Linked DNA regions of Homo sapiens: region 2 is linked to region 1. Evidence: read pairs that join two places in POLR2A ChIA-PET (ENCODE). Cell type or tissue: CD4-positive, alpha-beta T cell. All regions are shown on one strand. Links, peaks and the distances in the headings refer to the core of each region. The heading gives the core; the rest is flanking DNA.

What was found. ChIA-PET counts read pairs that join two places held together with the same protein. Peaks named below come from ENCODE experiments on the same cell type or tissue, not always from the same donor. Only the 100,000 strongest peaks of a DNase experiment are listed, where the experiment ranks them.
Region 2: POLR2A ChIA-PET joins it to region 1 with 7 read pairs; 3 of 35 experiments call an interaction of 5 or more read pairs at or near these places.

Annotation. Positions count from the first base shown.
Region 1 is chrX:71,103,994-71,108,993 of GRCh38, forward strand. It overlaps CXorf65 (chromosome X open reading frame 65), which reads right to left and starts at 2,747. Exons shown (of 6, transcript NM_001025265.3): 1 at 2,539-2,747; 2 at 2,347-2,433; 3 at 2,007-2,144; 4 at 776-844; 5 at 305-411; 6 at 1-119. The coding sequence starts at 2,563. IL2RG (interleukin 2 receptor subunit gamma) reads right to left here. Exons shown (of 8, transcript NM_000206.3): 6 at 4,606-4,702; 7 at 4,284-4,353; 8 at 3,411-3,928. The coding sequence ends at 3,743. In CD4-positive, alpha-beta T cell, for the core only: no CTCF peak of the experiment used is centred there; DNase peaks (open chromatin) are centred at 1,848, 2,628 and 4,198; H3K4me3 peaks cover 2,488 bases; H3K27ac peaks cover 3,973 bases.
Region 2 is chrX:71,444,682-71,453,025 of GRCh38, forward strand. All of the region lies in intron 32 of TAF1 (TATA-box binding protein associated factor 1), which reads left to right. Among named protein-coding and RNA genes, the nearest start is that of TAF1, 82 kb to the left of the region's middle. RefSeq lists enhancers at 6,756-7,752, 7,753-8,344. In CD4-positive, alpha-beta T cell, for the core only: no CTCF peak of the experiment used is centred there; no DNase peak of the experiment used is centred there.

The DNA.
Region 1 (5,000 bases), core at 1-5,000:
TTTTGCTTGGTGGTTTTATTGAGTTGGCGACCTTTATTCTTCCTGAAGTCTGGTCTGTTCCTAAAGGTCGGAGACTTGCGAGTGGACTTCTTTTTGTCTGATCGTCCTGATTGCTTGGACTAGAAAAAGAAAGTAAGTAAACAAAGAGGCCCCTGCAGGGAAGGTTTCTACAACCCAGGGCCAAAGGAAGGAAAAAAGAAATTGGAGGCAGGAAATTCATCTCAGAGGGCTGGGGTGTAGGAACATTCAGTCGGCTGGTAGGGAGAGGGGGGTGCTGGGGCAGATCACATTTGGCAAGTCTTACCGGGACACTCGCAGGGGGTTCAATTATAACGACCTTCTTGGCTTCTTTCATTTTAAGCATCTGAATTCGTCTCCTCTCCAGGGCATCACATTGTATGCGCAGTGCAACTAAGAACAAGGAAAAGGCACCTGCACCTCTGAGAACTAGAGACCTTACCCTTCCTGATGCTCCCATTCATTGTTCAAACCATCAGCTGGAGCCCCACTTGGCCTAAGATGGAAATGATGGAATGGTGACAGGGAGATATACGGAGAAGATGGCCAAGAAATGGGGGAAGTGGGGAGTAACGCATGCACATTCCACCTGGTGTGAGCTAAACGTCCCTCCTAAAGTGGACCTGGACCCTGCCCGCCTTTTCCTAGGCTCCTATCATCTGACCTACCATATCACGCTAGTCCCACCCTACATTCTCCATCACACAGCTATATACTGTACCCTTCATGTTCTTCCCTCCCCCATCTCACTTCTTACCAAGCAGCCAAGGCTCCGGATTCTTGAGGAGAGGCACAAAAGCTCTGTAAGCATTCTCCAGCCTGGTTCCTGTGAACATAGCCATGTGCTATCTCCAGCCCCTGTCATCCAGTCTCCACCCTTCAGAAGTCCAAGATTCCAGGACCTAACACTAAAGACTACCCGCCAGATGCGGTGGCTCACGCCTGTAATCCCAGCATTTTGGGAGGCCAAGGTGGGCGGATCACTTGAGGTCAGGAGTTCCAGACTAGCCTGGCCAATTCGAGACTAGCCTGGCCAATTTGGTGAAACCCCATCTCTACCAAAAATACAAACAAACAAAAAAAATTAGCTGGGCATGGTGGTGGGCGCCTGTAATCCCAGCTACTCCGGAGGCTGAGGCAGGAGAATCACTTGAACCCAGGAGGCAGAGGTTGCAGTGAGCCAAGATCATGCCACTGTTTCAGCCTGGGTGACAGAGCAAGACTCCATCACAAAAAATAAAATAAATAAATAAATAAAAATAAAGACTACCTTGCCGGGCACAGTGGCTCACGCCTGTAATCCCAGCACTTTGGGAGGCTGAGGTGGGTGGATCACCTGAGGTCAGGAGTTCAAGACCAGCTTGGCCAACATGGTGAAACCCCATCTGCACTAAAAAATTAGTTGGGCCTGGTGGCGGGTGCCTGTAGTCCCAGCTACTCAGGAGGCTAAGACAGGAGAATCGCTTGAACCTGGGAGGCAGAGGTTGCAGTGAGCTGAGATCGCGCCATTGCACTCCAGCCTGGACAACTGGACAACAAGAGCGAAACTCTGTCCCAAAAAAAAAAAAAAAAAAACCTACCTTGAGCTGGTGGATATTTCTTCCCCTTAGGTATGGACCTAGGGGAGAGTATGTGTGAGGTAACCTATTATTATAGAGGCAGTACCCTTCCTTAGGCTGACTAGAGATGGTCAATTTGGATCTGGTTGAGGGTGTTCTGTTGTTTGAGGGTGTTCTGTTTTTTGTTTTAATTTGGTTTTGGTTGTTTTTGGTTTTGGTTTTGGTTTTGGAGGCAGGCTCTTGTTATGTTGCCCAGGCTGGTCTCAAACTCCTGCCCTCTATCGATTCTCCCGCCTTGGCCTCTCAAAGTGCTGAGATTACAAGCATGAGCCACTATGCCCAGCCTTGGATGCCTTGTTTTAAAGATAAGGTTCATAATCTATCTTGAAGGCCTTATTCTATTTCTGGGGAACACTCCTGAGCCTCTACCTGGTGGCCCACGTTCCACCTTACAAACGTAGTAGGTGCTTCGAGCTGTAAGGTATTTGCTGGCATACTCTGCATGATTGGGCTTCATCAGGAAAAGCATCTTCATTTTCCCCGTTTGTTCACACAAATCGATGGTGTCTGGAGGGAGATCACAGGGTAATTGGGGCAGCTAAGGAAAGAGAGTGGGAGCAAAAGGGGCCAGTGATCCTATACAAAATGGGTTGGAGGAAGCTCTAAGGATATGAGGAACTCCCTTCTTGCCAGGAGGAGGGCTTGGGGGTTAGAGATGACCCAACTCCTTCTGACCTTTGGCCATTAGTCCCCTCCCTAAGCTCCTCACTTGTTTTAGGCAACTTTACTTTACTGCGGATGTAATACAGCAACACGACGACAGCACAGTTGGTATTGACCAGAAACTGCTGATTATCTGAGAAGAGATAGGATGGGACACATGGGCCCATTTCTGTGATCTCCACTGCCCTCAGATCCCTCCACCCCCATCCACAGACTCTAGTTCTGTGCTGCCCCTCACCTCCATGTTTGATGAAGATGAACATGCCCTCAAGATCGCCTCACTCTTCACAAAGTGCCCTGATGAGTCATGCAGAAGGAGGGTGTTCTAGAGGCCTTGTGTGGGGCAAATAGGCCTATAGGGTTGGTGGACTAGAGAGGCAGATGGATTTCATAGGCTGAGGATGCCCAGGCTGGACAGGCAGGAGAGAGCTGTTGATAGTTGTGGATAACCAGTATCCCCAGGGGTGGGGCCTGAGACTGCAGTTAAGGGATTATGAGGTCAGAAGTGGCAGGTGTGGCCAAAAAGTGGAGTAAGGGTAAGGAGAGAAAAACTTGGGTGGGGTATGTTAAAGATTAGTTGGAAAGGGGGGACAACATGGTAAGTCTAACTTTTTTTATTTTTTTTATTTTTTTAGATGGAGTCTCCCTCTGTCGCCCAGGCTGGAGTGCAGTGGCACAATCTTGGCTCACTGCATCCTCTACCTCCTGGGTTCAAGCGATTCTCCTGCCTCAGCCTCCCAAGTAGCTGGAATTACAGGAGCACACCATCACGCCTGGCTAATTTTTGTATTTTTAGTAGAGACGGGGTTTCACCATGTTGGCCAGGCTGGTCTCGATCTCCTGACCTCGTGATCCACCCGCTTTGGCCTCCCAAAGTGCTGGGATTACAGGCGTGAGCCACCACGCCCAGCCCATTGTAAGTCTAACTCTAAACTAAACCCTGGAATGAGTGCAGGGCACCTGGAAAAAAGTCAGTTTCCAGAACAGTACTCTTTCTAGCAAATTGGTAATACTCCTGCCTCCACAGCATGAATGTACTACTCCTTTTTCTTCCCCTCCCACCCTCATTGCATCCCAGGCTTCCCCTGCTCCCCACCCCCATGACAGACATTTTTGATGATTATCAACAGAAACTTTATTTCTCATCGGTTCAGGAACAATCGGAGGGTAGATGGAAAGAGGAAGGGAGGGAAAGAGGGAGGGAGGAAGAATCCTGCGAAAAGGAAGGGCCAGACTGAGGGAGAAGAAAAACATGTTCGGGGCAAAAGGGTAATTCTCAAGTGGGGAATGCCAAATGAAGGGGTGCTTACATGGGGGCACAAAATTCCAAATCAGCCACAGTGGGGTGAGGTGAGTATGAGACGCAGGTGGGTTGAATGAAGGAAAGTTAGTACCACTTAGGGCTACAGGACCCTGGGGTTCTTCTGTCAGAGGATTGGGGTTCAGGTTTCAGGCTTTAGGGTGTAACATGGGGGGGCCCAGTAGGGGCTATGCTGGTTGCATGGGGAGGCCCCAGGCCCCTCCCCAAGGGCCCCTCCTTTTGGGGGAATCTCACTGACGAGGCAGAGTCGTTCACTGTAGTCTGGCTGCAGACTCTCAGCCAGTCCCTTAGACACACCACTCCAGGCCTAAAGACAGATATGTCCAGGTCAGGGGTCAATTAGGGGCAGGAAGTAAAAGACCGAGCTCTGTGCCAAAGGAGTACTCATGATGTCTGCAACCACTGTAATTGATTACAGAAGGGATACACAGGCTCCTGGGCCCCCAATACCAGTTGCCATCTGCCTCATTCAATCTATAATCTGCACTTCTGTGTGTGTCTCTCTCTGTATAGTCCATGCCCCATTTGGTCGGCCACATCCTGACAGTTAGTGCAGGGCCTCCTTCCCTCTCCTCTCTGCCCCCACCCCCACACTCTGTCTGTCTTGCTGGCAGGCAGTTGGCAGTTGATAGACTGCAGCATGCTTATGACAGCGTTCTCACCGAAAAGTTCCCGTGGTATTCAGTAACAAGATCCTCTAGGTTCTTCAGGGTGGGAATTCGGGGCATCGTCCTGACAGGGGAGAAAGAGGGAGCAGGAGCACATAGGTTAAAGCTTTTTTATCACCCTTCTCCCAGTTGTCCCATATGAAATAAAGTGATTCTGTGTTCTCTGTGCCTGTGGCTTCCTTCCATCACCAAACCCTCTTGGGTAATCTCTCATTACTTACTGTCTCATCCTTTACTCCTAAAGACCCTGCAAAACCCTCCTCTGCTATTGTCAGCTACCGTTCCCCTCATTTTTCTGGGCTTCTCCAAATCTCACCGTTCCAGCCAGAAATACACACAGAGAAGGCTGATAATCAATCCCATGGAGCCAACAGAGATAACCACGGCTTCCAATGCAAACAGGAAAGGATTCTCTATAGAAAAAAGAAAAGCAAAGTGGACCTTATATTTGTTGTGCCCCTACTACATGCCAGGCACTGGTGCCAGGCACCGCGCTAAAGACATACTCTCTGTTTAATCCTCACAACAGCTCCTGTGAGGCAGGAACAATTACCTCCATCTTACATCTTAGGAAACAGAATCCAAGAGTTTAGGGATGTGGCCAAGGCCAAAGAGGTAGTATGTGGCACAGCCTAGATCCAGCTGGTTCCAAAGCCATCTTCACCTTGCAGGCTCTCTAGGAATGCTTCAGGGAAATCCTATACATTCTAT
Region 2 (8,344 bases), core at 1,718-6,717, 340 kb after region 1:
AGGCGAAGTCCTGGGATTACAGGTGTTTGAGTCCCCAGGTGTGGCCAGTGTTTGTATCTCTCTCTCTTTTTTTTTCTTTTTTTGAGACAAGGAGTCTCCGCTCTGTCGCCCAGGCTGGAACAGCTCACTGCCAGCTCCGCCTCCCGAGTTCATGCCATTCTCCTGCCTCAGCCTCCTGAGTAGCTGGGACTACAGTTGCCCGCCACCACACCCGGCTAATTTTTTCTATTTTTAGTAGAGATGGGATCACCATAGCCAGGATGGTCTCAATCTCCTGACCTCGTGATCTGCCCGCCTCAGCCTCCCAATGTGCTGGGATTACAGGCATGAGCCACTGCGCCCAGCCCAGTGTTTGTATCTCTTTAAGAAGTTGGCAGAACGAGACGGGTGGGTTGCTTCAGGTCAGGAGTTTGAGACCAGCCTGGTCAACATGGTGAAACCCGTCTCTACTAAAAATACAAAAAAAAAATTAGGTGGGTGTGGTGGTGCACATTTGTAATCCTAGCTACTCAGGAGGCTGAGGCACGAGAATTGGTTGAACCTGGGAGGTGGAGGTTGCAGTGAGTTGAGATCACGCCACTGCACTCCAACCTGGACGACAGAGTGAGACTCATCTCAAAAAAAAAAAAAAAAAAAAGTCTTTCCCAGTTCAGATCACAAAGGTTTTCTCTTATGTTTTTTCCTAAAATTTTACAGTTGTAGCCTTTTACACTTAAGTCCATGATCCGTTGTTAATTACTTTTTGTGCACAGTTTGAAGTATAGGTTGAAGTACTTTTTTTGCCTATGGATGTCCAGTTTTTCGTCATTTATTGAAAAAACTGTCCTTCCTCCATTGAATTGCCCTGTATGTACACCTTTATCAAAAATCAGTTGAGTGTGTTGGCTTATTTCTAGAAGTCTTACTATCAGGTAGAGTGATTCCTCTCACTCTTTTTCAAAACTGTTTTATTTTCTAGTTCTTTTACCATTCCACTAAATTTAGAAGGGGCTTGTCTATATGTACAAAAACATCTTACTGGGATTTGGGTTCTTGTGTTAAAACCCATAGATCAATTTGGAGAGAATTGACATATTTACTGATTCTCTTTTCATGTTAGTACATATAGATTTCTACATTCTTTTAAACTTATTTCTTAGCATGGATGTATGTATCATAATTTATTTAACCATTCTCCTATTGATAGGCATTTAAAGTATTTCCATAATGCTGGCTTGCAGACAGTTGTTCACTATTTTTTTTTTTTTTTTGGAGACCAAGTCTGTGTCACCCAGGTTGGAGTGTAGTGGCATGATCTCGGCTCACTGTAACCTCTGCCTCCCGGATTGAAGCAATTCTTGTGCCTCAGCCTCCCAAGTAACTGGGATTACAGGTGTGCGTCACCATGCCTGGCCAATTTTTGTATTTTTAGTAGAGATGGGGTTTCCCCATGTTTCCCAGGCTGGTCCCGAACTCCTGACCTCAGGTGACCCACCTGCCTCAGGCTCCCAAAGTGCTGGGATTACAGGTGTGAGCCACTGTGCCCGGCCTAGTTGTTCACTATTTTATATTTTATTGATGTGTGCTTGTGCAAAATTTCTGTAGGAAATCTTGATATTTTGAAATTGTGTTCCAAAAGGCTATACCTGTTTGTAGTCAAAATAACAGTGAAGGAAAATATCTGTTTCCCTACAACCTCTTTAACGCTGGGAATAATCAATGCTTTAAAAATTATTCCTGTAAAATTAGAGTATATAACTTAAAATTTTATAAAAATTACATACATGTTCATTGAAGAAATGAAACAGCATAGAATTGTATAAAGTGAAAAGGAAAAATCTTGTTCTTCCCTTCCTACCATCCCATTAGTAGCCAGTATTAGATTTGGTGTGAAGTATTATAAATTTTACTATATAGGAAAAGGTGTTTTGAAGTGTTTATTTTTCTAGTTGTAGAGATAATGAGGATATATTTTTAGCCAAAGCTATCTGTTCATTTATATATTTTTAAGTTGCTAAATGGAATGGTGTTTCATTTTTGAGAAAAAATAAAAACATTTTCAGGGTCTTTGGGCTTTTCATCAAATAGGCCCTTGACCAGTGAGATTTATTACCCCAGTTCCCTCTGGATGGTTTCTGCCTTCTTGAATTTCTAGTTTAGATTCTGAGTGAGATTATGTTACTCTGGTTTAAGAGACTGAACCTCTTAATCTTGGAAACTAAACATCCTAATTTACATTTGATCCTCATTCTACATAAGGTAAGGAGCCTAGCTATATTGTGAAAGATTAGATTCACTTCTCTTTAATTTTCACTTGTTTTGGATCTAGTTTGAAGATAAATATCTAAGAATTGCAAAGTCAGAGCTCATCTCTTTGGGATCTGGACTATGTGTAGTTGCATTTAGTAATTCTAATTTCTTTAGGAATTTAGTATGCAGATTTTTCTTTTTATATCTGGCACTGATCTTTTTTTTTAAACTTTCTACTTCTACTGAGCTTTTATTTTTTAATTTTAATGGTTCACATTGGAACAAATGCATATCCTCACACCATCCACTGTCAAGATAATAATTTATGCTGTTTTGACAGAGTACTCATTTTCTTAGGGAGGAATTATTTTTAGTATTTGTGGAAGAGTTCTCAAGGGAAACATGAGCCTAGGAGTGATCACAAATCCCCTCTTCTCCTTGGTGCCCAGGGGTGCTTGCCAACTTGACTGGTGTTTTTCTCTGAATCTTTTCAGAAAGTTAGCAGCAATAGGTTGGGCGTGGTGGCTCACGCCTGTAATCCCAGCACTTTGGGAGGCCGAGGCAGGTAGATCACTGGAGGTCAGGAGTTCGAGACCAGCCTGGCCAACATCGTGAAACTCTGTCTCTGCTAAAAAATTAGATGGGTGTGGTGGTGCACACCTGTAATTCCAGCTACTTGGGGAGGCTGAGGCAGGAGAAGTACTTGAACCTGGGAGACGGGGGTTGCAATGAGCAGAGATCGCGCCACTGTACTCCAGCCTGGGTGACAGAGCGAGACACTGTGTCAAAAAAAAAAAAAAAATAGCAATAATGCTTGCTTTCCCCCCTTACTGGAACCATGAAGCTTGTGACTTGCGTTTCTTCTCACATCACCATACAGAAGGAAATTAACTTATAAACCAGAAAAGGAATTTTCTTGGTGGAATATCAACTTTCCAAAGCTGTCATTGGCATTATCTCTATTTAAGGACATTTGAATTCGAATTGTATGTGATTCTGTAGACCCTACCGCTCCTTATTTGGTATGAGGCAAAGTATAAATAAATAACGTTTCTCCAACGTGACATGTAGAGTTGCTTCAGCCATGATTTAACAAGAAGAGAAAAAGCAAAATATACTCAGAAAAAACATTCCTTTTCGTGAGTGGGTAGCTTATTCTTATAGTGACAAGTCACAGATTATCTTTCATTCATTTTGGTGTCATTCTAGAAATTCTTTATAACTGAATTCTGGTTTTCTGTGTAGTAACCCTTTAGGGACTGGGAATTGGAGTTCAATTCTGTTTAATCTTCTTCCCAGCCCCCCTACAGTAGCTTCAGCAACTTTACTATTCCTGTAGAGGCTCTATTGTCTTTGTCTCTTTACTTGGATTCCTCATTTCTTCCTAAGCTACAAAACCTATAGCTGATCATCCTACTTTTAGTAAGCTCCTGATTGCTCCAGAATGTAGAACGATATTTTTAGATTTTTGGAGATGGTTATGGATCTCTGTGAAAATCCGATGAAAAACTAAGGCTGTTCTGCTCTCAAAAATGTATATTACATACAGAATTTTGTTTATAGTTCTAAGGGATTCATAGCTCTGTCTCTCATAAGAACTCCTGGTATAGGTAGGGATAAGAAAACATCACAGTGGATATTTTTATCCACAATTTAACAGTGGTTTGCCAGTTCCACCAGCATATTTCATTAGAAAGACTTAAATGCTCCTTTGCTTATAATAGTGTAATAGAGTCTAATAGCTGAAGCTCTTGTAACTATTGAGAACATGGACTGTCTAAAACTGACACAAACAGCTAATATCAAACACATAAGTGTATCAGCTATGCAAGTAAGTGTGGGTTTTTTTTTTAAATATTCTAGAGGTATTAGTGGATATTTCTTTTGTTTTCTTTTTCTTTTTCTTTTTCTTTTTTTTTTTTTTTGAGACGGAGTTTCGCTCTTGTTGCCCAGGCTAGAGTACAATGGTGTGATCTCGGCTCACCACAACCTCTGCCTCCTGGGTTCAAGTGATTCTCCTGCCTCAGCCTCCCGAGTAGCTGGGACTACAGGCATGTGCCACCACGCCTGGCTAATTTGTATTTTTATTTATTTTTTTGTTTTGTTTTGAGAGCTCTTGTTGCCCAGGCTGGAGTTCAATGGCGCGATCTCGGCTCACCGCAACCTCTGCCTCCCGGGTTCAAGCAATTCTCCTGCCTCAGCCTCCCGAGTAGCTGGGATTACAGGCATGTGCCACCACGCCTGGCTAATTTTGTACTTTTAGCAGAGACGGGGTTTCTCCATGTTGGTCAGGCTGGTCTCGAACTCCCAATCAGGTGATCCGTCCACCTGGGCCTCCCAAAGTGCTGGAATTACAGGCGTGAGCCACCGTGCCCGGCCTAATTTTGTATTTTTAGTAGAGACGGGGTTTCTCCATGTTGGTCAGGCTGGTCTCAAACTCCTGACCTCAGGTGATTGCCTGCCTCAGCCTCCCAAAATGCTGGGATTACAGGCATGAGCCACTGCACCCAGCCATTAGTGGATATTTCTTAGAGTGATGTGTTGCAAAGAAAATGGGTAAGGAAGAGGTCCCATTTTCAAAATGGATTAAAGTAAGAGAGAAACTTCACGAATGTATAAAACTAATTTTTCCTTGTATTATAAAGTGAGGGAATTGAGATATTGAGAGGTTGGTTCATGTTTAAGTTTCGAAACTAAAGTAGAATAAAGGCTGAATTCCTAATTTATAGGCTGGGGTTTTAGCCATGAGGCAGGTCCCTATAGGTAGAAGAGCCTATACTGTAAGGAACTACCGTTGTACAGGCTTGGTGAAGGAGGCCTGTAACCTGTATGCAGCCTATTTTCTCCAGCAACATTTCTGTTTTCTTTTTTTGTTTTTTTGAGATGAAGTCTTGCTGTGTCACTGAGGCTGGAGTGCAGTGGCGTGATCATGGCTCACTGCAGCCTCAACCTCCTGGGCTCAACCGATCCCCTCGCCTCAGTCTCCTGAGTAGCTGGGACTACAGGTGCACACCACAACGCCCAGCTAATTTTTACGTTATTTGTATAGACAGAGTTTCGCCATATTGCCCAGGCTGGTCTTGAACTACTGAGCTCAAGTGATCATCCTGCCCAGCCTCCCAAAGTGCTGGGATTACAGGCGTGAGCCACCACACCCGGCTCTAAATATCTTGACAATTGACTTTTCTTTTTTGTTTGTGTTTGGCACAGGCAGTTTCTGTGAGGATACAACTTTATTTTACATATTTTAAAGAATAAATGACCTATACTTGTAAGACGTTTTACCTGGAAGAGACTTTTTTTTTTTTTTGAGACAGAGTCTTGCTCTGTCACCCAGGCTGGAGTGCAGTGGCATGATCTTGCCTCACTGCAACCTCTGCCTCCCGGGTTCAAGTGATTCTCATGCCTCAGCCACCCGAGTAGCTGGGATTACAGGTATGCACCACCATGCCCAGCTAATTTTTATATTATTAGTAGAGACGGGGTTTTGCCATGCTGGCCAGGCTGGTCTCAAACTTCTGGCCTCAAATGATCTCCCCACCTCGGCCTCCCAAAGTACTGAGATTACAGGCTTGAGCCACTGCGCCTGGCCTGTGGTATATTTTTTATCCTTTATATCCTGATAAAACAGTAGGTTCAATTTAGGGATCACCTCTTGTGAAGGCTTTCTTAATTCCTCTTCCCCTCTTACCTCCCAGAATCAGCCACTTCCTTCTTTGTGCCACTATTTTTCCATTGCATTGTATTGCCCTATTTGTTTACAGTCTATTTCACTGTACTAGACTATAAACTTCTTGAGGATATGACCTATATCTCACTCATTTCTATCATCTCCAATGCCTGGCACACAAAAAGTATTAAGAAAATGTCTTATGAATAAATAAGTGAATGATCAGTATATTAAAAGAACATTTTAAGTATTTAAGGCAGGGATTGAAAACTCAAATGCCTTCAGTGTCTAGGCAGAAGATAAGCAGACTTGGGAGGGACTTTGATAACCTGGAGAACACATACTTTATCTAAGAGGAACAGCTGCTACTAAGCCCCAGCCCATTGGTGCCTTGTGGGAAAGCTGACTCTGTCTTGGCCACATCTTTAAATTTTCTAAAAGAAGCCAGACAATTTAGGTTTTTATGTGAAATCTCCCATCTGTTAAATGTTATCAACTAAGTTTTTTTCAAAAAAGCCTTCTATTGAAATATAACTTAGATACAGAAAAGTGTTTTATGTATTATGGGTATATAGCTCAATCCATTTTTACAAACTGAACTAATTTTTTATGTGAGCCAAACAAACTACAAGCCACCAGTTTGCAACTTGTAACTAAGGCCATATGGGGACCCATATAGTTAAGAATCATCTTATAGGTAAAAATGTCTTAAGGAGACACATCAGCCAGATACAATGTATGGACCTTTCTTGGGTTATGATTCAAAGAAATAAATGTAAAAGAGTGTTTATAAAGTAATTTGGGAAATTTGACTCTTGGCCGGCTATTTGATAATATTAAATAATTATTGTTCATTATTTTAGATGTGATATAGTTGGTTTGTTTTTATTTTTTATTTTTTTTTCCTTTTTTTTTTTTTATTGATCATTCTTGGGTGTTTCTCGTAGAGGGGGATTTGGCAGGGTCATAGGACAATGGTGGAGGGAAGGTCAGCAGAGAAGTGAACAAAGGTCTCTGGTTTTCCTAGGCAGAGGACCCTGCGGCCTTCCGCAGTGTTTGTGTCCCTGGGTACTTGAGATTAGGGAGTGGTGATGACTCTTAAGGAGCATGCTGCCTTCAAGCGTCTGTTTAACAAAGCACATCTTGCACCGCCCTTAATCCATTTAACCCTGAGTGGACACAGCACATGTTTCAGAGAGCACAGGGTTGGGGGTAAGGTCATAGATCAACAGGATCCCAAGGCAGAAGAATTTTTCTTAGTACAGAACAAAATGAAAAGTCTCCCATGTCTACTTCTTACTACACAGACACAGCAACCATCCGATTTCTCAATCTTTTCCCCACCTTTCCCCTTTTTCTATTCCACAAAACTGCCATTGTCATCATGGCCCGTTCTCAATGAGCTGTTGGGTACACCTCCCAGACGGGGTGGTGGCCGGGCAGAGGGGCTCCTCACTTCCCAGTAGGGGCGGCCGGGCAGAGGCACCCCTCACCTCCCGGACGGGGCGGCTGGCCGGGCGGGGGGCTGACCCCCCCCCCCACCTCCCTCCCAGACGGGGCGGCTGGCCGGGCGGGGGGCTGACCCCCCCACCTCCCTCCTGGACGGGGTGGCTGCCAGGCGGAGATGCTCCTCACTTCCCAGACGGGGCGGCTGCCGGGCGGAGGGGCTCCTCACTTCTCAGACGGGGCGGCTGCCGGGCGGAGGGGCTCCTCACTTCTCAGACGGGGCGGTTGCCGGGCGGAGGGTCTCCTCACTTCTCAGACGGGGCAGCCGGGCAGAGACGCTCCTCACCTCCCAGACTGGGTCGCGGCCGGGCAGAGGTGCTCCTCACATCCCAGACGGGGTGGCGGGGCAGAGGCGCTCTCCACATCTCAGACGATGGGCGGCTGGGCAGAGACGCTCCTCACTTCCTAGATGGGATGGCGGCCGGGAAGAAGCGCTCCTCACTTCCTAGGTGGGATGGCGGCCGGGTAGAGACGCTCCTCACTTTCCAGTCTGGGCAGCCAGGCAGAGGGGCTCCTCAGATCCCAGACGATGGGCGGCCAGGCAGAGATGCTCCTCACTTCCCAGACGAGGTGGCGGCCGGGCAGAGGCTGCAATCTTGGCACTTTGGGGGGCCAAGGCAGGCAGCTGGGAGGTGGAGGTTGTAGCGAGCCGAGATCACGCCACTGCACTCCAGCCTGGGCACCATTGAGCACTGAGTTAACGAGGCTCCGTCTGCAATCCCGGCACCTCGTGAGGCCGAGGCTGGCGGATCACTCGCGGTTAGGAGCTGGAGACCAGCCCGGCCAACACAGCGAAACCCGGTCTCCACCAAAAAAATACGAAAACCAGTCAGGCGTGGTGGCGCGCGCCTGCAATCGCAGGCACTCGGCAGGCTGAGGCAGGAGAATCAGGCAGGCAGGTTGCAGTGAGCCGAGATGGCAGCAGCACAGTCCAGCTTC